Linked DNA regions of Mus musculus: all the other regions are linked to region 3. A link is a loop called in an ENCODE intact Hi-C map of the cell type or tissue named here. Cell type or tissue: gastrocnemius. All regions are shown on one strand.

Region 1 (5,000 bases), 97 kb before region 3:
GAGCACCTAGCTGGTCAGCATGTCCTGGGGCTGTCTAGCAGATGCAGTCACACAGTCTAGAGGACAAAGCTGAAACCAACACAGAATGTCCAGGGAGGCAGGCTTTACTTAGCAGAGCAAAGGGTGCCCTGCCAAAGCATGAGGAACTCTGAGAGGCCATAAGCATTCTGTCCCAAGAGAGGATGCTGGCATTTCTGTAGAGAACTTTCTTCTTTCTGGTTCCCTGACCAGTTATATCAGAAGCTAGGACCCGAACTATCCATGGTGAGTAGGTTGTTCTCCCCTTCTCTCTCCGTCACTACATAGTTGCCCGCTCAGAGTCCTGGGGTGCCCTGGACGTGGCAGGAAAGAGAAGAAATCTGCTTCCATTAGCCTAAGCTCTTCGCCTTGATTCTGCACGCACATCCCCTCCTCTCCTTGCTCTCCCCATTCTGTCCTCTTCCTTTCAGATTAAGCTCTTCCTTGCAGGCCTGTAGGCTATAGAGGGCAGGACTCCTGGGCTAGCTGAGTAACTGCAGGCTTGATGGGGGAGGAAGCAGAGATACCTGTTGGCACCCACCCACACATCCTCAGGCCAGGAGCTGGGTCAGTCCTTTCTCAGACTGTATCTTAAGTATCCCCATGACCACCTGTAACCAGGCTGTTATCTCCATTTTGCAGCCGAAGACAGTGAGGCTCAGTGACGCAAAGCTTCAAGCCCAAGGCTACATGTCAGGAAAGGAGGGAATTAGATTTGACTTAGCAAAGGTTTGTGCGGACGGAAGCTCCAGACCCAGACAGGGATGCCAGACACACCGTGTACCCAGAGCCATCTCTGATTGTGTCCACCCTCGTTTTGCCAGTGGGGCTTGTCTCTGCAGCTCTTGGTAGAGGAAGAGTACCAGAAAAGATATTCAGAGAGAGGGGTCTGGCCTGCTGCCTCCATCCTTAATGAAAGTTATATGGGGTTTAGGTCTAATAAATAAGTGGCTCGGGGAATGGAGAGAAAGCTTAGGTATTAAGAGCACTTACTACTCTTTACAGGACCTGGGTTCAGCTCCTAGCACCCAAAGTCAGGTGGTTCACAACTGCCTATAGCTATAGCTTCAGTTCCAGAGGATCCAATGCTTTCTGGTTTCTGCAGCCACCTGCATGTAGGTGGTGCACATAAATTCACAAAGGCACAAAGACATACACATTTTTAAAAAAATAAATAAATATGTATCTGGAGAGTCTCTGAAGCTCTATCCGAAGTGATCCCTATTCCACTCCACTCACCGCACTGCATAGAAGGGGAAATCACGGTCCACAGAGAATAGATGGGTCCATGTTAGTATTACATCTCTGGACTCTGAACTCCTGCATCAAGGCACTGCTATGGCTGTGCCCAGGGGCTGGCACTGGTAGTTACAGTGATAAAAGGCTTCTGGAGCCTTGAGATTCCTCTTGAAAGCTGAGTTAAGGGAGGGCCAGCCAGAAGAGGCTCTGAAAGCCTGGAGGGGATTTTTCACAGCCTGAAGAAATCACCACAGTATATTCTTAGTCCTAAACCCTTGTAGCCCCAGCCTCAGCAAAGGATACAGAAGGCAGATTGGCCAGACTTGCAGTAGTTCTTGGCCTGGGCTATGTCTCAGTGGTATCAAGGCAGGTGAGGGTAGGCCTGCCTGAGCTTCTCTAAAGGTTGTATGTTCCAATAAGGAACCAGAACAAAATGGGAGAATTAGAAAAAATCTCAGGGGTATGATGCAACTGTGATGAGTAGCTGGCCACACACAGAAGCTGGTGCGAATGTAAGTGGCTGGGCACCCCTTATCTTGGTTGGGGTGGTCAGGCTTCCAGTTCTCTCAACAGTGAGGACATGAGAGTCTGCACAGTTGAGGGATGTATAACAAGAGCTGGCACAAAGAGAGGCATCTGTTTCCCAAGCAGAGTCCGTGTCTAGATGCAACCAAGGACAAATATGACTGTGGCGTACTCCTCTGGGCAGTTACCACCCAGGGCTCTGTTGTGATTAACTATAACTAATGTAACCATGTCTGGACAAACCTGGCTCAGTTTGTATGACCATGGGTATAGATGGTCTGACATGGGCTTTAGAGTTAGGTTGTTAATGACTTTCGTGGCAGGTATGGCCATGGTCCTAAGCATAACTCCTTGTCCCAATGTGGTACATTTGCGTTGAATTGCGTGGTCCCTTTTAAATCGATCGCTGGGACTCTGTAACAGGTTCCCCTATCACAAGGGGGCGCTGTGCATCTTCCTAAACCATTACCTTCAGCTGGTGTCCCATGGGTGGGCCAAGTATGCTTCCATCTGGCACCAAGACCCCCTAGTCCAGGCCCAGATGCTTCTACTGCTAGGTTCTTGAGAAGTTCCAGGTTTCTTTTCAGATTTTTCCTTTTCTGGAAGAACACAAATGATGAAGTTGACATCCTACCTAGTAAGAAAGTCCCATAGAAGGGGTCCAGAGAGACTCAACTGTCAAGTGGCCTCCTCTGACACATGGAGAAAATGAAGATCAGATGGAAAATAACCTGTGCAGATCCAAGCCCAGGATCAAGCAGATTGCTCCAGATAGACGCAGTTCTCAGGTTCAAGTTCAAGTTCAAGACCCCGCAGGTCTTGAAGGGCCACCCATTTGACCATGGGTATCAGTAGCACATGGGTTTTGGGTCCTGGCTCCTTATCCAATGTGTGATTCTGAGTTGCTTCCATCCTCATCTGGGCTTTTTCCCCCCATGAGGCTGTGTGTGCTCGACAGCTGACTTAGTGCTGCTGGGTATCAAGCAGAGTCCATCGAGGAGAAGTGGTAAACTTGAGGTCAATGGTAAGGTGAGTGTGCTCCACTCCGGTCACTGCCCCACCCCCACCCAGCCTGTAGGTGCCAACACTTTACTGTTACATCTTGCAGTTCTTCCTGGACAGGTTTTCCATTTTCCAAAGTGACCTGTCTACCATACCCACGTGAGGCAGGCCTCATGCCAGAGACTGTCCATCCCAAGGAGGAGCCCACTTCAAGGTGAGAAAACTGTAGCTTGCTAGAGTTGTGACACAACAGCTCTGAGCCTTCCCTGACTGAGTGAGAGGCACTGGGCTGGACACTCACAGCGGTGAACTGGGGGTGACTAGGCCAGCCTCCAGAGTATCTCCCCAAAGAGTACAGAGACTTGCTTGGGATCTGCCAGCCTGATTTAGACAGCAATTTGCATACAATTTACCCAGAAAGCTGCACTGTGAAAAATATAATTACTTTTTTAATATTCTCACTCTGATGTGAATGCTTACCGCCCGTAATGAATTACTTGCTTAATGAAGATAAACCTGAATTGGAGATGCACTTCGGAGGGCTGCTGGGGCAGCCAGTTTGATGCCATCATTTGCAGCTGTTAATCTCTGAAATTGATGCCCTTGTTGGTGGATCATAAATTGAGGGGAAAATCTGAGCGCCAGCTCTTCCAGCTACTTTGCTGTGCAGCAGGGGCTAAGCTACCGAGTCTCTCTGAGCTTCAGTTTCTTCATCTATGGTAAGGTTATCAGTATTGGAGCAAGTTGCATCCTTAGAAATGTGGGGATGAAGCTATGACAATACCATGACCAAAAGCAACTTGGGGAGGAAAGGGTTTATTTCAGATTAGAGTTCTCAGGTCATACTGCATCGCTGAGAGAAGTCAGGTAGGGCGCTCAAGGCAGGAACCTGGAGGCAAGAAGTGATGCAGAGGCCATGGAGTGGTGCTGCTTGGTCCCTGTGGTTTGCTCAGCCTGCTTTCTTAGAGGACCACCAGGTCAGGGGTGACACTGCCCAGGGAGAGCTGGGTCCTCCCACATCAATCATCCATCAAAAAAATCCAGTACAGGCCAATCTGGTGGTGGCATTTTCTCAGTAGATGGTCCCTCTTCCCAAATGACTCCAGTTTGTGTCAAGGTGATGTAAAACTCACCACCACAGATGTTTAGGAAGTGAGATTTAGTTGAAGGGATTGGATTCTTCAAAGGTACACCCTTGGGATTGTGTTTGCCCCCAGTCTCTTCCTCTCTGGCTCTGTTTGCTGGATGCTGTTAGATAAGAAGTCTTCTTTGCTACACACTGCCTGACCAAAGGCCCATAGCCTACAACTGGTGGACCATCGGAGCCCTCTGGAACTCTAAGCCCAAACCTGCCTCTCTCCTCTTGTTTTCCTTTTTTGTTTTTGTCACAATAAGGAACAACTGACTGACACAGTAACAATGTGCTATCAGCTTTTTATGAATCGGTAGAGACTTGATTTGATAACTGTTTTATTAAATAGCATCACACTTTTTTTTTTCATGAGTGATTTTGACTGGTAGCCTTCTTTCTTAGTGATGTCATCAGCGTTTTCACGGGAAGTATGCTCAACTTTCCTGCTGAGAAGTGGTGGCTAATTGTCTTCCCTTACTGGTTTGCTTGGCCAACAGCAAGCAAAGCTAGTTACAAGAAACTTTGTAGCTTCTTCCAGGCCTCTAGGGATTTAGACTCAACTGTGATGGAGATCTAACTACCCAGAGATCACCATGGTGCTCAGAGGAGGCCTACGGAGAAGGGAGAGGATACAGAGTCAGAACCTTTGACTGTCACATACCCCACAATTTGAGGCACACCAGCTGAGGCTGTAGAACTCCGATGGGCCTTCTCCACTGTCCAAATCCCTGACCCCAGCCTAGTGACAGACAGGAAGAGAAGTCTGCTTTAACTCACAACCTTCAGGGACAGTTCACTGTGCAAATATGAGCAGCAGCAGGTTTGTGCCGGCCTCAGAAACAGAGTGGGTGAGAGTCCTTCCTCTGTAGTTCCTGCATTTGGAGAAGATGGCTACTGTTTGGTCCTTAAGCATTTGATACAATTTAGCAGTGAAAGGACCCAGGTGGTGGGTTTCACATTATAAACTTAATTTCCATTTTTGAAGGGTAGAGAACGTTTTTGAGACATATATCTCAACTTGGCCTTGAGCTCTGAGGCTGGCCTTGAACTCCTCCTGATCCTCCAGCTTCCATCTCTAGAGTGT
Region 2 (5,000 bases), 140 kb before region 3:
AAGTGTCAAGTAAGACTGTGAGGACATTAGGACAGGATGCAGATCTGGTCGGGCTCTGCTGGGGACAACAGTGAATATGACATGTGCCACAAGTGTTCACAACAGGAAGAAGAGTGAGTGAATATGCCAAGTGCTGCCCCACTCAGAGACCTTGAGCATCTGCCTGGGTCTTAGATCAGGGTTACCTGCTGCTGACTTGGTTGGGCCCTGTGTCTGGGGTATCTTTAGTGGTTCTGGCCTGACCAGGTCGTGGTAATCAGAGTTGCCCCATAAGCTGCTCCGTCTAGCCAGGCCCTTGCAATCAGAACTCTCCAACCTGAAGTACCCAACTTGTCCTGCTTAGGATAGAGTCTTGTCCATGCCAGTCCAGCCCTCAGTGTGGGCTCACAAGCTTTTGGGGCAGGTCAGGTATCATGGCGCCAGTTTACAGATGAGAAGGGAGAATAAAGTGACTCACTAAGGCTCTTCAAAGAGGGTGTGTGTGGAGAACTAAGCTCACAGTTATGTCAGGCCAATTCCAAGACATCTGAGAGGGGGTGTATAAAGGCATAGCAGGGGCTGGAAACTTCAGGGAGAAATGGAAACACATACAAGCAGGACCTGAGTCCTCCTTTCCTGAGGACACTTCTGACCTCCAACCCCAGATCTGTCAGCCTGTCAATGAGAAGGTTCTGTGCGCTCTGATGGATAAAACCAGAGGGTTTTAAATCACAGGCCCAGAGCAAGGTGGACCCTGAGGCTTTCTGCTTTGGTCCACATCCATCAGTAAGCACTCAAGGATATAATTCCAGGCAACACCCTGGGCGCTGTGTGTGTGTAAAGGAGACTCCAGCATGTGCACATATCCTGCTTCTCTAGGACTTGGTCTGGTGGGCTTTTCTACTTTGTCACAACTGACATTTCAGGCGAGGTAATCCTTGAGGGATGCTGTGCAGCATAAGAGATGTTTAGCATCTCTGGCATTTGCTATCTCTGGATAGTCACATCCTCCAGAGGTGGCAACCAAAGCTGTCTCCAGACATTGCCAAATGTCCCCTGGAAGCAAAACTCCCCTGGGGCACACATGCTAACATAGTTTGCTGGGAGCTGCATCAGAGACTAGTCCATAGAGGACAGTGCGTGAGAAGGGTAAAATTAGCCCCTCAAAATTGGCCAGTGGAGATAGAGTTCACTTGCCTGAGAAGCTGGGATTCAGTCCTAGACTCTCTATACCTGGCCCAAGTGCTGCCCTGCCCACACCTCCCCACTTCTCTCCAAGTCCACCCACTGCCCTCAGCTCCCCCAGGAGGACAGATTCTGCTCTGGGAAGCCAGCCCTGGTGCTTTGAGCAGCTGGTCTCCTCAGCCCCGGACTGGTCTCTTAGCCTGCCATAGAGTTGGTGCCTAATAAGCTTTCACGCATGTTAGGAAAGGCTCTGTCTGTCCCCTGAGATGGCCCTCTGAAAGCCGACTGGGTGGCCACTTAAGTGCTGTGCTTATGCGAAGAACAATACTTCAGCAGAGTGCTTTGGCGTAAGTGCTTCCAGGTCCCCCACTCCACAGAAGCTGCAGCGTGGGAAGGAGATGGCTCTGCAGCGGCTGAGCCTACAGACTGGGCTCTTAGCAATACCCGGACCAGCTGTGGGCCCCCCTCCAGCCCTTGAGCCTGCGGGCGATGCTTCCACTTCATTATCTACAGGGGTGAGGGGCACTGCCATGCCTTCCCTTGTCTCCTAGTGCCCAAGGGACCAGTGAATGCTCAAAGGCAGGGGTTTCTCAAATGAAGCATTTGCATGTTAACTGTTTTCTGAGTTTCCAAGGGCAGTCTGTGGGGTAGGTCAGCGTTCTGTTTTTACTTTCTTTTTAGAATGACTACTTGAATAGTCATCCACACACTTAATGAGAGTTACTCTGTGCTCAGAACTCAGCAACGGGCAGACTGAATGCAGGCAGGACGGAGACAAAAGTACATTCAGAACAATGCTAAGGCTGAGAAAGCCGGGCAGGTGCTGAGCTTCAGGTAGGGAAGACCTCTCTCCAGAAGGTGACATTTAATTAAAACCCTGAAGGCAATCGGAGGGAGGGTTGCACAGAAGGTACTGCAGGCAGAGGCCAAAGCAAAAACTACCCCTAGGGTCCAGAAGAGTGGTGAGGTGGCCGGTAGCAGTTGGGGGTATAGATGAGGGACAGTGGGTGGGAAGGGAGGATGGGGGTGGGAAAGATAAAGGTCAGGGAGGGGAGAGGAGGGAAGGGGAGGGAGGGAGGCAAGAACTTTGGCTCTTGTCCTAGACTGGTGGGGGAGGGGCAGATGGCCCCAGTGGTTGCTTGAAAGTGAGTCACATGCTTGCTTTCAAATTTTATTCAGAACACAGAAGGAAGTTGATCCCACTTTGCTACTTTTCTGGAACTTTCTCCTGGTCAGCAACTGGAGTCACACAGCCAAGTCCTTGATGAAGCCAGGCCCTGGTTTGTCCCCTGCGGTTTCCATCAGGCCTTTCCCACCCACAGCTTACTCCAGTCCACTCCAAATCTTCATGGAAACAAGCAGAGAACATTTCCCAGTGATTTAAAAGGACTTCTGTGCCACCAAAGAGTATCGTTTACTCTTACTTTAATGGGTGAATGTCCCTCTACCCAGATGTCCTTGGAACACGGAGACAAAAAGAAGAGCTTGCTAGATCAGAAGGCCTGAGATCTGGTCTGGATTATGTCGTGTTGTTGCTGTCTGATTTTCCACTTTCCCCGTTTTGAATTTTCTTAACTGCCCAGAAGTCAGATGGAGCCAACCCTGCCTGCTACTTCCTTCCTTGTACCTTCATGCTACAGTGGAAGCCAAGGGCCCCTAGGTGGCGCACCTTCCTAGGCTCAGTCTCCCATGAGCAACTGCTAAAGGAGGCTAGAAGATTTGGGGGAAATGGAGGGGCAAAGATGATCCAGAGAGTGGATCTAATGGGAGACTGAGGCAAAAACCCTAAGCTAGAGACCCTTTCTGCACCTGCCCTGGGCCCTGAGGGAGTTGGTGGCACAGAGCACCTCTGTCACTATGGCTATCAGGTTCTGCTGTGGGCTATAGCCCTTACAGGCAAGGTGAATGTCTTGGGATAGATATGAGACAGTACTTATTCTCGCTCATAGATGAAGATGCTGAAGACAGATGTGCTTGCCTGGTCACCTGGGGAGCCAAAGACACAGTGGCTGTCTAGCTGGCCTCTGCTGAGGAAGGGCTCCATAGCAGGGAGGGCCTTGAGCTCAAAGTGTGGGGTAGCATCCCTTGATTTGTCCATTTCTCTTAGCTGGCAGCCTTCCCTCCACCCTACATCTCTTCTTAGGCTTACTCTCTTTCCTTCACAGCTGTAGCTATTCTCAGGAAATCCTAGGAGAGGAGTTGTTAGCTCCTCTTAGGCAGAGCTGTGTCTCAGGGCAGTTTTAGGACACGGGGTGAGGGTCAGGAGACTTTGGGTGGTGCTTGCTCCCTCTGGCTTTCTTCTCCTTATAGATAAGGGAGAGTGCGGAAGGAGGGAGTTGGGCTAGATACTGCCAAGGTCACTGTCTAGTTTGAACCTTCTGAGTTGTCCTTGAAACTCCCCTATGTCCATCAGCAAGCAGCAGAAGGCAGGCAGGGCTCTGCTTCACTCACTTAAGAGGGATGGGGGTGTGGAATAGGTGCTGTGTCATCCTGTTTATGACATCTGGCTTGGCACAGATGACAGGCTGCCGCAGAAGCCAGAGTCCTCCTCTCTGAACTTCCACAATGACCACCTATTTAGGGAGATGCAAACCTACCTCTGCAGAGGAAGCCATGTAAGGCTTGCATGGGCCAACAGGAAAGAAGCCCTCCCCTCTGTGTCCCTGCAGGTGTCCCTCTTTGGTTCCATTGCTAACCCTCTGACCCTCTGACCTTGGGATTCTTCCAAAATCAAACCCTAAGGAAGGAAACAGTTGCCACTGAAGAAATTCAGAGAACAGTGCTAGAGGAAAAAGATGTGAGGGGAAAGGAAAGAGTAGCCGCTTCTCTTCAGTCAGCCATGTGCTAGCTACTCTACTGTCCTCTCTGTAGAGTAACTCATAGCTTGCTGTCAACCACAGATGAACTTCTGTGCTCTCTGAAGATGAGTCTCAGAGGACCACATTGTGCAACTGTGAGTGTTCCATAGACCACTCTTGTCCCTGTAGAACACAAGAGCCAGGGAGGCATAACAGGGCGTGGGCCAAGATAGCTAACTGATTGTGGCAACTCACTCTTCACAGATTCTAAATTATAATCAAATTTATGTCTGATTCCATTCTCAGATTAGGTAACAGTCAAGTGGGGAAACTGAGGCTCACACAAACCCAGGGACTTGCTTACGTGTGATCACATAGTACCTTGGTTGGCTTTGAAGCAAATCTTTGATCCCAAAGTCTAGGCAGTCCATAGAGAAAGCTACTTCTTTGACAAGTTAGGTTTGTCTTGCATTCATTTCTTCATCTTGTAGCAGTGAGGGGTTAAAGATTAGGTCAGTGGTTCCCAACCTTCCTTCCATTGCAACTCTTTAATTCAGTTCATGTTGTGGTGACCCACAACCATAAAATTATGTAGTTGTTACGTCATAACTGTAATTTTGCTAGTGTTGTGACTAGTGGTGCAGATATCTGATATGTAGACTATCTGATAGTGACCTCTGTGGGGGTGACGATGCACAGGTGGAGAGCCATGGGTGAGCTGCATCAGTAACCAGAGGTTCCCAGACCTTCTTACTGAGAAATGGGGAGTGACATGCAGTGAAACCAGAGAATCAGTAATTTGAGATTTTTTTTCTCAAGTTTACTAAAAAGAACATTTTGTGGACTGGGTATGTAGCTCAATTGGTGGCGTGCTTGCTTATCATTCGATAAGACTTGGGTTCAATCCCCAGCTAGGCCTGGTGATGCATATCTATAATCCTAGCACTTTGGAGCTGGGAGTTGAAGAATCAAAAGCTCAAGGTCATCTTTGGCTGTGTAGCAAGTTTGAAGCCAGCCTGGGCTACATGAAATATTGTC
Region 3 (5,000 bases):
CCCCAGCATCACGGGCCTGCCCCGTGCCTGTCCTCACCTCTGCCCTGCCCTCCCCCCATCTGCAGCTCTGCTCCTTTCTTCTTTCTCACCTTCTCTCTTTTCTTTTCTTCCTTCCCTTCCCTTCCCTTCCCTTCTTCCTTTCATGCCCTAGAGCTACAACCTGACATATCCCACTTCTATCTGGATCCCTTTGGGGTCTGCAGAGACAGTCTGAGCCATATCCCCAGTCCCTGTGTCTTTCCATTCTGCTCCCTAGCTCTGCGACCTGAGACTTCTTTGGCCTTAGTTACTGGGTACCTGGGTTTCAATTTACTCACTGCAATAAATAGGGCTGATAGAATACACCTTCTGAATGATCCAAACTTGACAAAGCCCTGTTTTATGCCTGTATTTGCTGTGAGGTGTGGTGTTAACTGCCTGGGCCCCAAACCACCTCATCCTTACAGTAAGGGTAGGGAAACTGAGGTGGAGAAATAACAGAGCTGAACTTGCTGCCTGCACTGTTCTCTGTCAACTCTGGAGCACCGAGGAAGCAGCCAGGGCCATGGGCAGGAGTGGGCCTTCCCTGAGCAGGGAGGGGGCCAAAGCCCTGTGGGGCACATGTGTGGGCAGAAGTGACGATCCAAGATCTCGGAATCGGCCAAGCAGGTGAGAGGTAGGGATTTGTTAAAGGTACAGTGGCAGACAGGACATCCAGTCTCACCTCCCCACCCCACCCAACACACACACACACACACACACACACACACACACACACACACACAAAGACAAAAAGATGGGGGCTGTATGGTTGACATGGAGCATGAAGGACTTACAGAGATGGCCCACACGGCCTGTGTTGGTCCTCTACTCCCTCCTGTGGTGGCTCATGCCCACCCTGGGCTCTATGCCAAAGGATGACAAGATGTCAAGGACAGCCCACACAGAGGCCTGGATTTACCTGTTTGAGTAAGGCACAGTGACGTCACACCAGAGGGAGGCAGTCAGAGCAGAGATGGGTTGGGAGCTGCTTGAATAACACTGCAGAGGTGGCTAAGGGATCCTGTCCCCTCCCCCATGGGCCAGGGAGAGCCAAGACTGTCCTCACTCCTAGCTGAGGTCTTCTTTAGCCTTGGGAGGAGGAGCTATCATTGCTTGCCAGTGTGCCTGGGTGGCACTAATTTACCAAAGCTGGCCTGCAGGCATCTACCAGATGCCTGTGCCTTCAGCTCCTGGAAGTGTTTGCATACAGAACACTTGGGGTGACAATCAGCACCTCTCTGGTAATGTGCAAGAAGACTTCCCAACGCTCCCACCTTAGAGACCCGGAAAGGGTGAGAAGGAGCTCTCGGACCTCAGAGTCACTGAACCCTGAGTTTGAACTAGGTGTATCTCGGGCACTTTGGAATAAGTTTGTGCAGAACAGGGAGGCCTAATTTTGTCACAGCAAATTTAAGGTAGAATATTCAGGCACAAAAGGCAGGTGGAAAAGAGTCTGAGAGGGTAGAGGATGGAGCTGGCTGGAGCTGGCTGGAGCTGGCTGGAGCTGGCTGGAGCTGGTTGGTGCTGGCTGGAGCTGGCTGGAGCTGGCTGGAGCAGGCTGGAGCTGGCTGGAGCTGGCCGGAGCTGGAGTAGCTGAGGGAGGATTTTTGGGTTATCTACAGAGGGGGACACATTTACTGACGGAGTGAGGAGACAAAGAGAGGGAGTGGAGAGGGAAGCATGGATCTCAGGGCTGGGAGTCGCATGGGTTCCACAGAAGTGGGCTGTTTTGTTTGTCTCATGCTTGGATCTTTGAAGTGGGTGGGAAACTTTGGGGAGCCAGGGTGGGTCCCAAAGACTCTGGCTATATAGAGGCTTCTCGACCTCCTGACTGGACAGGAAGGAAGTACCCTGCTTGGCATGTGTCAACATTGAAGGCCAGTTTCCAGAGGGCAGAATGGAAGTCAGTGGTCTGAGGGCGAGGGGGATGGGCGTTGAGAAGGTACAGCTAGGCAGAGTGCAGAGGCTGAGGGACTGCAGGTGGAGTGGAGACTTCTGGGACAGCAGTGCTTGACCTAAGTAAGGATCGAAACCCCTTTGGTGGGGGAGTTGAAAACTTAGACATTTACATTGTAACTCATACAGTAACAAAGTTACAGTTATGAAGTAGGAACAAATATAATTTTATGGCTGGAGGGTCACCACAGCATGAGGATATTAAAGGGTTGCAGCATTAGGAAGGCTGAGAAGCACTGCTCTGGGGTGAGGCCAGGCTGGGGCTGAGGTATGATGCGGGGGTGAGGAGATGTCTGTGGAGGACAGGCATGGGAGATACACAAAGGGCCTGTGGCTACTTCTCATGATTATTCCTACCCTAAACTACCCAGAGAAGGGCCTGAAAGAGCTGTAATCACGGTGTTGCTGTTAATGTTGTTGTCGTTGTTCCTTCTCCGAGCTTGTGAGTGCTGGTAAGGCCCCAGACCTGCTTTCCTCACTAATGCCAGAATGGAGGCCTAACCCACTGAATTCCTGTTTGCTGTGTGACCAGGGCAAACCCCTTGACCTCTCTGAGTTACTCTCTTCACTTGTAAAGTTCCTAAGAGGAATAGCTCCTTGGTTCAGATGCTTCTGTTGCTGAAGCCACCGTGTTGTCACCTTCTGAAAAGAGACAGTGTGGGTAATGGCTTTGGCTGGGGACAAGCATGAGTAGATTGTGCCCAACCTCAAGCTCCAACTCTGGCCTTGTCTCCTTTGTGCCCAGGTCCAGTACCAGGGGCAAGCCTTGTAGCTCTGCTCCTTGTGGGGTGAAGCTTGGTCGCCCTCTTGTGGCCACACCTGTTCTCACATGCTTCCTTGGGGGTGACTTCAGTTCCCCAATGCAGAGGGACACTTAACCTCTTACCCATTCCTGATCCTCAATGGCACAGAAGAGACATCAGAGGTTAGACAGACCTTTGGCTGTGCCTGGGGGGATAAGAGGTAGAGGCTCTCTGTTTATTCCTTCCTCTCCCCTCTCCTCAGGTTATCCTCCCCGAGGCTTCTCTTTCTGGCAAGGCACCTCAGGGCCGCCTTGGACCCAGCTTGCCCACTAGCTTTGTGGGTAGGCCCAGGAAATGAGCGGCTGGTGTGAGTAGGCGTTTGGCAGCACTGCCAGGCTCAGACTCTGCTGGGCTGCCGGCTGCCAGCTGGCAACTGGCAACTCTGCCACCCAGGTGGCCAGGGTCAGGCCTAGAGGTTGCCCCCTGCAGCCTCATACCTGGGAATCTGGGGCCTACATACCCTCCCTCCCAGAGATGTGTGTGTGTGTGTGTGTGTGTGTGTGTGTGTGTGTGTGTGTATCTGTACCTCATGTGACCACATGCTACTCTTCTGCAGGGGCTCCTGCTTCATCCATTCATTAATCAAACATAATTAGCATCCTTCCTATTAACAAGATGGTCACCGAAGAGCACCGGAACAGAGAAAGAATGTAGAATGGGTGCCCAGGGTATCACTGGCGCTCATAAGAACCAGCAGTAGGTTATCAGAGGCTTGTGGCATTTAAATGTTGTTTGAACAGGATGCAGAAGTTGTCAGGCCGAGCAAGTAGCGAATGGTGTAGGCTCTGTGCTGCCCCTCAGGTTCCTGAGGGCCGCTAGCCACTTACAGAGGAAGCGCCCAGAGAGGTATGTAACTCAGCCACAGCTACACAGTAACTAAATGACCCATGAGGGTCATTTAGACCCAGGCCTGATGCTACCATTTTAAACGGTTCTGTTCCTTTGGTCTCAGTGAAGTGAGGAGGCCAAGGCTCTATAGCTTTGAGGCCAGCTTACAAAGGGCAAGAAGTGGTTCAGTCTGGCCAGCATGGGATTCTGGAAAGTTCTCCTCGACCAACCCTTGGTAAGGCATGTGTTTTATGTGTGTACTCATATGTGTGTCTATGTGTGCAGCATATGGTATGTGTATGTGTGTTATTTCATGTATTTAGTGGCACGTGCATTTGTGTGTACATATATATGTGAACTGGTGTGTGTGTGTGTATGTGTGTATCTGCATATATGTATTTGTGTGTTTGTGATGTTTCTGGTAGAGGCAGGGGATATCCCAGCTAGTGAGACTGATAATGAGGACTCAGCAGTGGTCCTGAGTGATGGTGGTGGTATTCTAGCCTCAGGGGGCTGTTAGTTGAGGGGTAATGAATTCAGAGTTTGGCCAGGGCATGGGCTGGAGGTGCAGGGTGGGTGCAAGGTGAACGGGAGGTAGCATGTGGTGGACCTGGTGTGGGATATGGTCTCTAAGGTGGGAGAGAAGAATTGCCAGAGAGGCCAGGGAGTTCAGCCTTGGACTGGCACCGGCAGGGCTGCTACACACTGGGTGTTCCATGTCGCTCACTCAGAGTGACGCACACACACATAAGCATACACACCCAACTTCCCCCAGGGTGCCTGGCTAGCACCCAGCTCAACAGCTGACAGGGAAGGCTCAGGAAAGGCCTGGCAGGCAGTGGCTGCACACTGCTCCACCCAAGCCCCACCCAAACCCTAAGTCACAAGCCCTGGGTCTCGCCTTCAGGCCTGGGCACTTGGTGTCTCTAGGAGACTGGGGGCATGCTGGGTTCCGTCCTATCTACCTCTACCCAGGCTCCCTGGGGAATACCAGATAAACCCCAGGCACGATACCCCTCTTAATAGTGACCTTAAAACACACACTTCCCCCTTCCAGTATTGTGGCCCCTGCCCACAGCCTGGCATCTCTCTTCTAGGTCCCTCCCCACTGCAGAACAGAAAGTCAAGTGGATCCCATCTGTCTTTTAGAGAACTGAGGTCTCTAACCCCCAGCTGGTACCTTGCCTACTGAGTCTGTGAAGAAAGACATCATGAACATTCCTAGGCACACCCTGTCTGACTGCATAGCTTATCCAGGCTCCCTGGAGTCCCAGCTTCCTTACAGGTCCAGTGGGGCTAGACGGCCCCCACATGGCAGATCCAGGTTGGGTCAGTCCCTATGGTGGCCAATGGGTACACTCCTCTGAAGGTGAAGGCCTTCTCTCCTCCTGT
Region 4 (5,000 bases), 160 kb before region 3:
ATACTACACTTCCCAGTAGTGGAGTCCCATCATCTCAGCCTTATATCTTGCCATTCTGCCCTTGGGTGATGGCCAGTTTCAGCCACTGCTCCCAGCTGCTTCCTCCAGTGGCTCCATCTCTGCCTGCCCAAGTGCCTGAGGCAGGGGTCCCTCAAGACCATGCCTCGAGAGGAGCTTGAGGCACACCTTAGAAATGATCTGGTCCAGGCTGGAGAGAGAGTTCAGCCATTAAAGGCTAGACTCACAACCAAAATATAAGAAATGATATGGCTCAACTGTCTCAGGCCCAGAGAGGGGATACAATTTCTCTACAGTTACACAGCAGCTTAACCTGAGACACAAGCAGCAACAAGGTCTCCTAGTGGCTAGCTCTTCTTCCCTCATCTGGCAAGCCTAGATTTGTGTAAAGCCTGTGATTTCTGGTACATTTGATGGGTTAATTCTGTACACATTTATTGAGCAGGTTTTTGTGCTTTGTTTTGGAGGCAACAAGAAGAAGAAAGCCCTGTCTGTGTTTAGAGGACAGTTATCAAGTAGAGGTGAAAAGCAGATACTAATGACATCACATTTGTATCTAAGTAAACCTAGCAAAGTAGACAAAACACTGCCAGAAGATGGTCTGGGAGAAAGGACCTGCTAAGGAATGGGGTGGGGAGTGTCAAGATGTCTGAAGTATGAGTTCACCATGCAATCTCAGATGTCATGACCATGGAGGTATGGGTCAGAAGAACACTATCATCATGTCACCTACCAAGCAAAGAAAATTTTAGAGTAGAGCCCAAATCTCCAAGTATGTAAAGGCAATGTTGGGCAGTCATGAAGATGGACTCACGGCTGTTGTTTTTCATTTTTCATCTTGTATTATCTGTGGTCGTAGTGCTTTGAGACAGGGACTCCCAGTGGCCTGAGCTTGCCAAGTGGGCTAGGCTAGCTGGTGGCAGCTCCAGAGCTCCATCCACCTATCTCCAGCTCCCTAGATCGGGTATTACAAACACATGCCATCACACGGGCTCTTGTTTATCTTGGTTCTGGGGATAGAGCTTAGGTCATTATGGTTTCAAGATAGGTACTTTGTCTATTAAATTATCTCCCTAGCCTGATACCTGTCATTTGTGATCCAGGAGGAGCCAGTATCTTGTCCCTTTGCTAATTCACACTGCATTTGTTAACTTAGTTATATGGAAACCTACTTAGGACCTGGCACACAATAAGGGTCTTTGTGAGTACTGGCTAGTGTAGTCCCAGCTTCACAAACTGGACCTCACAGTAATAGCCCAGTTTAGGATTTAAGTTTCCACATAGCAAAGGTATCATAAACGATGAAACTTAGGGTAGAACAATGCTCTTTGGGGATCGCTTTGTCTTAAGAATGTCAAATTTTATTGACATTGTAAATCCTGGTGATCTTATGAGGAATGTGCATGTCAAACAGATGACTTCAACAGCTGCTTTGTCTGCAGCTCTGTGTGCAATAGTGGTGCAGATTTACCTTGCAGGAATTAACACAGCCCTGCCTGTAGTGAGCCAGGCTTTCACGTGGTCAGTCTCGGTGGCTTAACAAAAGGAATTAAGTAGCATGCAGGCCCAATGTATTTTTTTTAAATGAACACAAATTACCATCTATTAGGAACTAAACAGTTTGCAGAGGTTCTTTCAGATGAAGACTTTCACGTTCTTATTTTTGAAGAGAGGAAAATGTATGCCAAGATGAATAACTTGCCCATGGTGGCACATCTATGAAATAACAAAGACTGGTTTATCCTGCCAGTATCTTTGGAGGTCACAACCACATGTTTATGGTAACCTTTGAGACCATCTGACCCGGTCCTTTTTTCCTGGTGACGTTGAATACCACTGAGGGTCACTAAGATTACTCGCCAGTTCTAATGAGACAATGTGACCCTGGGTGTGGGTCTCCTGACCCTGCTTAGTGACCTCTTTGCTTCCTTATTTTAAAAGAGCCTAATACATAGACCCACTGCGCATCTCAATGCCTAGTTTGTGATAGATGCAATTGTGGGGAAAAGAGCAGTCTTGGACTTGGGCCAGAGAGATGGCTCACGGGGTAAAAGGGTAAAGGCACTTACCAATGAGCCTGGCAATCCGAGTTCAATTCCCAGAGCCCACAAGATAGCGGAGAACTGATATCTGCAAGTTGTCCTTTGGCCTCCATATTGTGTGCTGTACATAAGCACATGTGCACACACATGCCACAGACACAATAATAATAATAATAATGATAATAATAATTTTTTTAGATACTTGGACTTGTAGAAAGAGGTTCTAAAACCAAATCTTACTTCAATTGCTCACCTAGTAGCTTTAGTAACCTTAAATGAATGTTACTTCCTGGTTTCAGCTTCCATTTTCCAGATAAGGAATAAGGGCACATTGCATCTTAAGGACTGAATTAGAATGGTTGCACCAGAAGGGGCATGAATGCTGAAGACACGGGTCCCTGCCTTCTGCCCTCTGCTCTCAGGATGCACAGCAAGGCTGGCACACAGCGGGAGCTGGAGGGCAACAGGGAGCAGGCTTTGTTGACAGGCCAGACAGTGACTGTTAGGACAGCTAATGTGTCTTTGGCTCCATCTAGCTGAGTGCTCTTCTTAAGGCCATTTCAGGAGCAAGCAATTCTCCCCAGAAAGGCTGGCCTGCAGAAACAAATGATGAACAATAGGTGGCGGTAGAGACCTTTCAGGAAGAGGAGAGACCAGGAACCTGGCGAAATCTGTAGCCAGAGGTTTCACTCTTTTGCTTCTAAGAAGGGAGGGTCTCTGGGGACCGTGAGTCAGGCCATTCTGCTTCTGGGAAGGGGGAGGCACACTTTTGGCAGACGAAGTATTCACAGCCACCCTCTCAGACCTAGCTTTGTATCACACTGAGTGGAAGAAGTTAAATCATTTCCCAACGGGATATAGTTGAGAGTTGGCTCCAACCAAGGCCACTGCTTCCAAATCCCACACTCATCCCAGAGAGTTCATGCCTTCCAGCCAGTGACTCACTCTTGCAACACAGCCTCGTGCTCTCAGCAGTGGGGAGCTCTGTAGTGTTTGAGGATAATGTGCAGTCTCTCTCCGTGGTGGCTGATTTCAAGCTTTCGTAGGACATCATGGAGCTCAGAGTTGAGAAGTCAGCGGTCACTGCTCAAGAGTCTGAGTGGCTCAGCACAGGGCATCCACATGAAGAATGAGGAAGTGTGGCCTTGAACGGCTTCACCAGGCAAAGTGTAGACTTACTTTTCTTTTTCTCATTCATCCTTGAGTATGCATTTCAAATCCCCCTTTAATCCTGCAAAAGTCTTAGTCTTTGCCGCTTTAATTTTGCTTCTCTGGCAATCCCTCCGTTCCGGAACCCCTCTATAGCACTTTCCAACCTGCATCCCTGAGCTGCTAGGGCCATACAATGCTACTTGCTTCCCAGTACCTAACCTCACTTTCCTTAGCAAATAAAATCTATCCTTTAATTAGGTGCATGGCCTCTTAGAATAAAGCCACACTCTCAGTAGTTCTAGACTGAATGCAACCAGGAGCCTTGGAGAAACATCTTTAATGCAAATGAGTGTGTTGGCCCTTGGCCTGTTTCTTTCTATTTGAAAGATGTGTGAGTTGGCTGGAGTAGGGGCAGCACTGGAAGACTTTATGCAGTTGTCTTAGTCCTACACTACATAAGGCTGGACCACTCTGGAAGGAAGTTGCATCTTGGTTAAGCTATGGTTCTTTTCTATTTATCTCCATTCCAGTTTCCAAAAGCAAACTCTGAAACAAGGATTTGCATGCAAGCAGTTTACTGAAGGGATGGACCCAAGAAACACAGCTAAAAAGTCCCATGAGACAGGAAGGAAAGACTAACAAAAGATTAGGCCATGAGCAAGTTATTGCTGGATACAACTGACTCTTATCCTGACAAGACAAGGCTATGAACTGTCTTAAGGTTTTTATGGAGCTGTGACTAGACACCATGACCACAGCAACTCTTATAGAGGAAAACATTTAACTGGGGCTGGCTTACAGGTTCAGAGATATAGTCCATTATCATCATGGCAGGAAACATGGCAACGTGCAGGCATTCATGGTGCTGGAAAAGTAGCTGAGAGTTCTATAGTTGGATCAGCAGCCAGCAGGTGGACAGCGTGACCACTGGGCCTGGCTTGAGCACTTGAAACCTGAAAGCCCACCCTCAGTGACACTCTCTGACAATGCCACACCCACTCCAACAATGCCACATCTCCTAATCCTTTCAAATAATGTCAATCCCTATGAGCCTTTGGGGGCCATTTTCATTCAAACCATTAAAAGGACCCAGTGCCAGATGGAACCTAACTATCCCACCAGTTCAAAGGAAACCAAAGCATTTAGCCAAGAGCTGATGCCTTCTGCTGTTCCAGCAGCTTTTCTGGGGCTACCTGCTTTCCCCTTTATAAACTGAGCACGGCTTTGTGGTCAGAGATGCTGTCCTAAATGACTGCTTAGGTCACTCAGGGGAATGTAGGCTGTTCACTGACACTATGTACAAACCAACTTTCCCCAGAACATTATTTATTTCCTGTGTCCTATAATTTGACTCTTGCATCCTAAGTGAAATCTTCAATTCTTGCCTCCAAATACTTAATTCTGCCGTTTACCATATTCAATTGGATTTATTCTGTCTCCCGAGGTTATCTAAGTGGTATACATATATGTCCTATTTATCACTGTCAGTGTTTTCTAATGGTTTATGCTTGCTGTTTACACATCTTTAATTTATAATCTAATATTATTGCTATGAATGACTGCTATTACTGACTTTTTAGATTTAGTGCGTGCGTGTGTGTATGTGTGTGCTACATTGTACTTGTGGAGGTTAGAGAATAGTTTGTAGGAATTGATTCTCTCCTTCCACTATGTGAGCTTGGGGATCGAAGTCAGGTCATCAGGCTTGGCAGCGAGCCCCCAACACACTGCCACCGAGCCATCTCACAATCCCTATTCTTGGCTTTATTTTGAAGTTGTTTTCATATA
Region 5 (5,000 bases), 62 kb before region 3:
TGGGTCGCAGTGAAAGGACACTGAGCTGGAGAGCTTGCATGGGGGAGGGGAGGGAGGAGCCAATGGTTAAGAAAACCAGAGGAAGATAAGGATTATGTAACTAGACTTTGAATATAGGGCATTGGGTAAGCGAGCCAGTGAATGTGAGTGGAGGTGTGTGCTCATCATATGAGCCGTGGAGACTATGTGAGCCGGGGAAAATACACATGAGCAACAAGAATCGTTTCTGGACTGATTCTGAGCCTGGTACTATTGTTCAGAGTCTTATTTCATACTTCAGGCGTCCTGGGAAGGCAGCATCATGGTGATACATGACGGCAGGGTAGAAAACAGGGGCTCCGAGCAGCGAAATGACTTGCCATACTCCTTTGGATCACGGTCAGATTGCCTCCTGATGAGTGTGTGTAAGCAGGGAGTGAACAAGCCTGTGAGTGAACAAGAAAGTCAGTGTGCCCTAGTGAGTGTGTTAGGGAGCTGACCGTGCCAGACATAGGCCCCAGAGGACAGGACAGACAGCAGCTGTGGCCACTAGGCAGGCAGGGGCAGAGCAGATCCTGAGTCAGCCTCTGGGCATTTCTGCCAACCTGGCTTCCCAACCCTGCAGTGACAGCCTGTGCCAGAACCCCCAGCTAAGTTTCATCCAGCCATGGTGTGGTCCCCAGCAAGCTCTCATGTCACACTAAGAGCCAGGCCTGATCTCAAGGATGGCAAGAAGCTAGCCTCCAAGGAACTCAAGAAGTAGAGCCAGTGTTGACTCCCCAGGCAAGAAGGGCATCTATGAACTGTGGGAAGGGGCCAGCAGTGATTTCAGCCCTGGATGGTTCTAAACAGAACCACCTGGAGCATGTGTATATGTAAGGGGGTAGCACATAGTTCCCATACCCACCCCTGCCTTTGGGACGTGACTCAGGCTGATGTTAATCATCTGCAAAATGGGCTTGCTCCATCCCCCATCCCCTGGGAGAGCTCCAGCCTGTCAATCAAAGCCCTACCTGCTTTCACTTACTTCTATCCTCTCCCTGGGCTTCAATCTGAGGAAAGGAAGTTTTTAAAGAGGAGGCTGTTTCCCTTAGTGAGAATACAGCTCTTCTACTGCCCAGAGAACTCCACCTCCCTAGTCCCTTTAGGAAGCAGGTACTGGCCAGGAGGAGGTTAAGACTTGGAAACTCTAGTGTTGGACATGTTAATTTTGGTAGGTTGCTTCCCCCACTCTGGACCTCAGTTTCCTGATCAGCAAAACAGGAGACTGTGCCAAAGGGACATGAAGGTTTGCTGGCAGGGCAGCAAGCATCTGGGCAAGCAGGGAATAGTCAGGCATGTGAGGGGGTTTGAGTTAGAAGAAGTGCCAGGGTTAGACTGATGTTTAAGCTGAGTTTTGGTGGAGGCCTCACAGCTGGGAATGTTTGTAGGCATACGGCATAGCCTGAGCATAGGCTGGCAGATGGAGTGGTGACTGGAGACTTAGCCTCCCGGACCCTTTGGGATGAGGTAATGGACTGCATAACCTCTTAGGAGCTGCTCCCTTTGAGGTCACGTGACGATGGGATTAACATCTGAGTCCTCTACTAGTCTATACAGTAGGGACCTCATTTGTCTCCATTTGCTGCTCTTACCATAGAGCCCTGAAAGAAGACAGGAACAATGAAAATGTTCAATATATACCCATTAAACGAGTGAGTTCCTCCCCAACCGTTCTTAACTTTGGGGGTGAGCACTTGTTTCAACAGCCCCTTTGGGAACCTTCCACAGCCTGGAAGACAGTGGTACCTAAAGTGAGGTCCCTAGTGCCTGTCAGCTTGCTAGAAATGTGAAGTCTCGGCCCCAGCACAGACCTGCCGCCAGACACTCGACGGTCGGGGTTCAGGCATCTGTTTTAATCCTCTGTAGGATAAAACCTACCACACACTGAACTTTGAGAACCAATGCTCTAAAATTGTGCTTGCAAGCACAGTAAAAGCCCAGGAAGCCCCATTTGCACAGAGAACAGGTAGGGTTGTGGTATAACGCCTGGCCTACAATCCAGGAATTATCAAACCATTTCTTTTCCCTAGACTGGTCCATGGCACAAAGAGACGAGAGTTAGATCAACCCTTAGTCTGGCTGTTGGAAGGAAGACTTGGAAACGTCAAGGGTCCAGAAGAGGAGGGCGGGGCATTTCTGGGGATGGTAGAAGCGGGGAGGGACCAGTGTTCCGAGCCCCGCCCCATTTCTGTTGCCCCGGGAAACCCCGGGTTGTAACAATAACCTGCTGACGCGCTCCTGGGAGGAATCCTTTGAAGGTTGTGGGCGGGGCAGCCCCGCTGTGCACCAATGGAAGCACTCGGGATCCGCCCCTACGTTGCCCTCCCCGAGCCCGGCAGGGGGCGGGGCCGCGCCAGACGTTTCTCGCCTGCTCCCTAGGGGGCGCTGTGGCGTGCGGGGCTTCGGCGGGGTCGCCCTTAGCGGGAGCTCCACGCCCCCCACAGTCAGCAGGCGGGGCACCCAGTAAGCAAGGATTCCGCGGCCCTGGGCGAGCACGCCCCGCCTCCTTTTGCTCCGGGTCCGCCCCGTCCCCGTCCCCCGCCCATCCCGAGGTGCAGCCGGCGCTGAGCGCGGCAGGCGCGGGAGCTGGCGCTGGAGCCGGAGCGGCGGCGGCATTCACGGGGCGGCGGCGGCGCGGGCTCTGGCACGGGCTCGGGCTCCGGCATGGTGCAAGCCAGCCTCGTCCCGGGAGAGCGGGGCCCGCGCGCGGGACCGGCGCCCGCGGAGCGGCGGCAGCGGCGGTGGCGGTGGTGGCTGCGGGCACAGACAGGCGGCAGGTGCTAGAAGCTGGGCTGGGCGAGGTGTGTGCCCGCTGGGCTCCCGGGCCGCCGCCCCCTCACTGCCTGGGTCTTTGCCTCCCTCCGTGCTCGCCAGTTTGTCCAGCCTCCTGCCTCCGCTCCCCGGCCCATGGCGCCCCGCGGTTGAGCCGGCGCCGCCAGGGACCCCTCCCGCGGGCCTCCCCGGGGCGCGCAGATCCCAGAGCCGCGCGCCCACCCTCCGCGGAGCCTCCCTCCCTGCCTCGCCCGAGCCGGGCGGGACCATGGCTGCGAAGCTGCGAGCGCATCAGGTGGACGTGGACCCGGACTTCGCGCCGCAGAGCCGGCCGCGCTCGTGTACCTGGCCTCTGCCGCAGCCGGACTTGGCCGGCGACGAGGACGGGGCGCTGGGTGCAGGAGTAGCCGAGGGTTCCGAGGACTGCGGGCCGGAACGCAGGGCGACGGCCCCAGCGATGGCCCCAGCGCCTCCGCTGGGCGCAGAGGTCGGACCCTTGCGGAAAGCGAAGAGCTCCCGACGGAACGCGTGGGGGAACCTTTCCTACGCCGACCTCATCACCAAAGCCATCGAGAGCGCCCCGGACAAGAGACTCACGCTCTCGCAGATCTACGACTGGATGGTCCGCTACGTGCCCTACTTCAAGGATAAAGGCGACAGCAACAGCTCGGCCGGCTGGAAGGTGGGGCATCCGGGCTCCGGGCAGGCTACAGGGAGGGGGGCTCTGGAACACCCCTAGGGGTCATGGAGTGCGCGCCCAGGGCGTGGGGCAGGTCAGTTGACAGGCGGGGGCATGCTGGCAGCAGCTGTATTCATTCATGTCCCCTAGGAAGGATGCGCGGGATTGGAGGTCTGGTAGGGTGACAGGGGATACCTTTTTGAGGCATCCCAGAGGATTATCCCTGGCCTGTCATTGAGCGTATAATAGCATAACTCATTTCCAGACCACGGACAGTAGGGAGCCCCCTTTGTTTTGTGTGACTTGTTTTACCCTCTCCACCAGGGTACTTGCTTTAAAGAGCTGGAGTCATGACCCGGGGCTCCTGTCTGCTTTCCCTCTCAAATCTTCCCTGGCCTTCCTGACACTGGCCCCATGGTGAAGAGTGCTAACAGATCAAGCCTCCCCCCCCCCCAACCCCATGCAATTCTTTCTATAGTGTTGAGAGTTCATCCTGGAGCCTAGTCGGGGTGAAAAGCATGGCAGACCACCGGAGATGAGTTCTTCATGGGGCAGTTGTCAGCCCCTTCCCTGGTACAGCATGGGGTGGGGGAGGTGCTTTAGGCTCCCTGCTGGGACTTGTGGGAATGGTGTTGAGGTCTGGGGGGGGGGTCTATTTCTACCCACTCGGGCAACTTATCTCTCACTTCCCTGGCTTTCTGGGCTCAGATGCACTTAAGGAGTGGGGCACCCCTAGAGAGACCTCAGTGGCAGGCAGTGGAAAGGGGAGAGCCATCTTGGGAGAAGACTTGGATGGGGGCTTTACTGGATTGTAGCTTCTAGATCCAGCTCCTCCTCTGTCCATCTTGTTGGGAAATGGGGCTAGCCTATGCACTTGGGGGTGAAAAGGCATGAGGGGACCTCTTGTGGGAGAGGTAGTCACTGTGAGGAAGACATGTCTGTGACCAGAGATGAGGCTGTTTGGGGTGTTGATTGGCAGCAAGATCTGAGGAGAGGGGCAGCAGCCATGGCCAGATCTAGATGCACTTGGGAGTCCTGATCTGGGAGCCCCCGGCTCTTGGGATTCCTGTACACTGGCATCTTCTTTGGCTCTCCTTGACCATTATGGGGCAGGAACACAAGACACAGAAGTAGACCTGAGTCTCATCCCCTCCATTTTCCAGTCCCCTACATCTCAGTTCCCACCAGAATACAACTTTCTCTCAAGTGTGCCCTGCTCTTGGGCTTGCTCTGCTTCTTGTCTGCTGTGTCCACCTTCCTTCCACTCCTTCCCAGAGATGTAGTCACTCTCCTCAGGGCACAGGGTCCCAGTGCCTCCTCCAAGAAGCCTTCCCTAACACTTGTTAGCTAGCTCAGGACTCCCACCTACCCACCTTTTTTTTTCCTGGCCCTAAGGCATGCATCATGAGTCAATCATGTGTGCCCTACCTCCTGCTCCCTCCCTCCCTCCTTTACTTTTGAACGACGGTGTCAGTGTTAGGACTCTTCTGTCCCCATGGCACCTTACAGAGAGTCTGGCCCAAGAAGC

Evidence for each region. Peaks named below come from ENCODE experiments on the same cell type or tissue, not always from the same donor. Only the 100,000 strongest peaks of a DNase experiment are listed, where the experiment ranks them.
Region 1: a loop joins it to region 3, with 8 times the contacts of the local background. A loop is called at or near these places in 28 of 42 quality-filtered maps.
Region 2: a loop joins it to region 3, with 5 times the contacts of the local background. A loop is called at or near these places in 29 of 42 quality-filtered maps.
Region 4: a loop joins it to region 3, with 5 times the contacts of the local background. A loop is called at or near these places in 25 of 42 quality-filtered maps.
Region 5: a loop joins it to region 3, with 3 times the contacts of the local background. A loop is called at or near these places in 15 of 42 quality-filtered maps.

The regions. Positions count from the first base shown.
Region 1 is chr4:120,320,652-120,325,651 of GRCm38, reverse strand. Gm36574 (a long non-coding RNA gene) reads left to right here. Exons shown (of 9, transcript XR_868086.1): 7 at 1-2,998. Among named protein-coding and RNA genes, the nearest start is that of Gm36499, 10 kb to the right of the region's middle. In gastrocnemius, a CTCF peak has its summit at 2,221 (motif pointing right); a DNase peak (open chromatin) is centred at 2,245.
Region 2 is chr4:120,366,681-120,371,680 of GRCm38, reverse strand. The region is part of intron 3 of Gm36574 (a long non-coding RNA gene); the gene reads left to right. Among named protein-coding and RNA genes, the nearest start is that of Gm36574, 28 kb to the left of the region's middle. In gastrocnemius, a CTCF peak has its summit at 2,819 (motif pointing right); DNase peaks (open chromatin) are centred at 2,271 and 2,831; H3K4me3 peaks cover 1,268 bases; H3K27ac peaks cover 2,361 bases.
Region 3 is chr4:120,223,428-120,228,427 of GRCm38, reverse strand. All of the region lies in intron 1 of Gm36134 (a long non-coding RNA gene), which reads left to right. Among named protein-coding and RNA genes, the nearest start is that of Gm36013, 35 kb to the right of the region's middle. In gastrocnemius, a CTCF peak has its summit at 2,790 (motif pointing left); DNase peaks (open chromatin) are centred at 1,550, 2,798, 3,107, 4,402 and 2 more places; H3K27ac peaks cover 1,855 bases.
Region 4 is chr4:120,378,879-120,383,878 of GRCm38, reverse strand. All of the region lies in intron 3 of Gm36574 (a long non-coding RNA gene), which reads left to right. Among named protein-coding and RNA genes, the nearest start is that of Gm36574, 16 kb to the left of the region's middle. In gastrocnemius, a CTCF peak has its summit at 2,670 (motif pointing right); a DNase peak (open chromatin) is centred at 2,646; H3K4me3 peaks cover 455 bases; H3K27ac peaks cover 746 bases.
Region 5 is chr4:120,285,314-120,290,313 of GRCm38, reverse strand. Foxo6 (forkhead box O6) reads left to right here and starts at 3,053. Exons shown (of 2, transcript NM_194060.1): 1 at 3,053-3,475. The coding sequence starts at 3,062. In gastrocnemius, a CTCF peak has its summit at 2,395 (motif pointing right); DNase peaks (open chromatin) are centred at 539, 2,392 and 3,473; H3K4me3 peaks cover 4,792 bases; H3K27ac peaks cover 4,093 bases.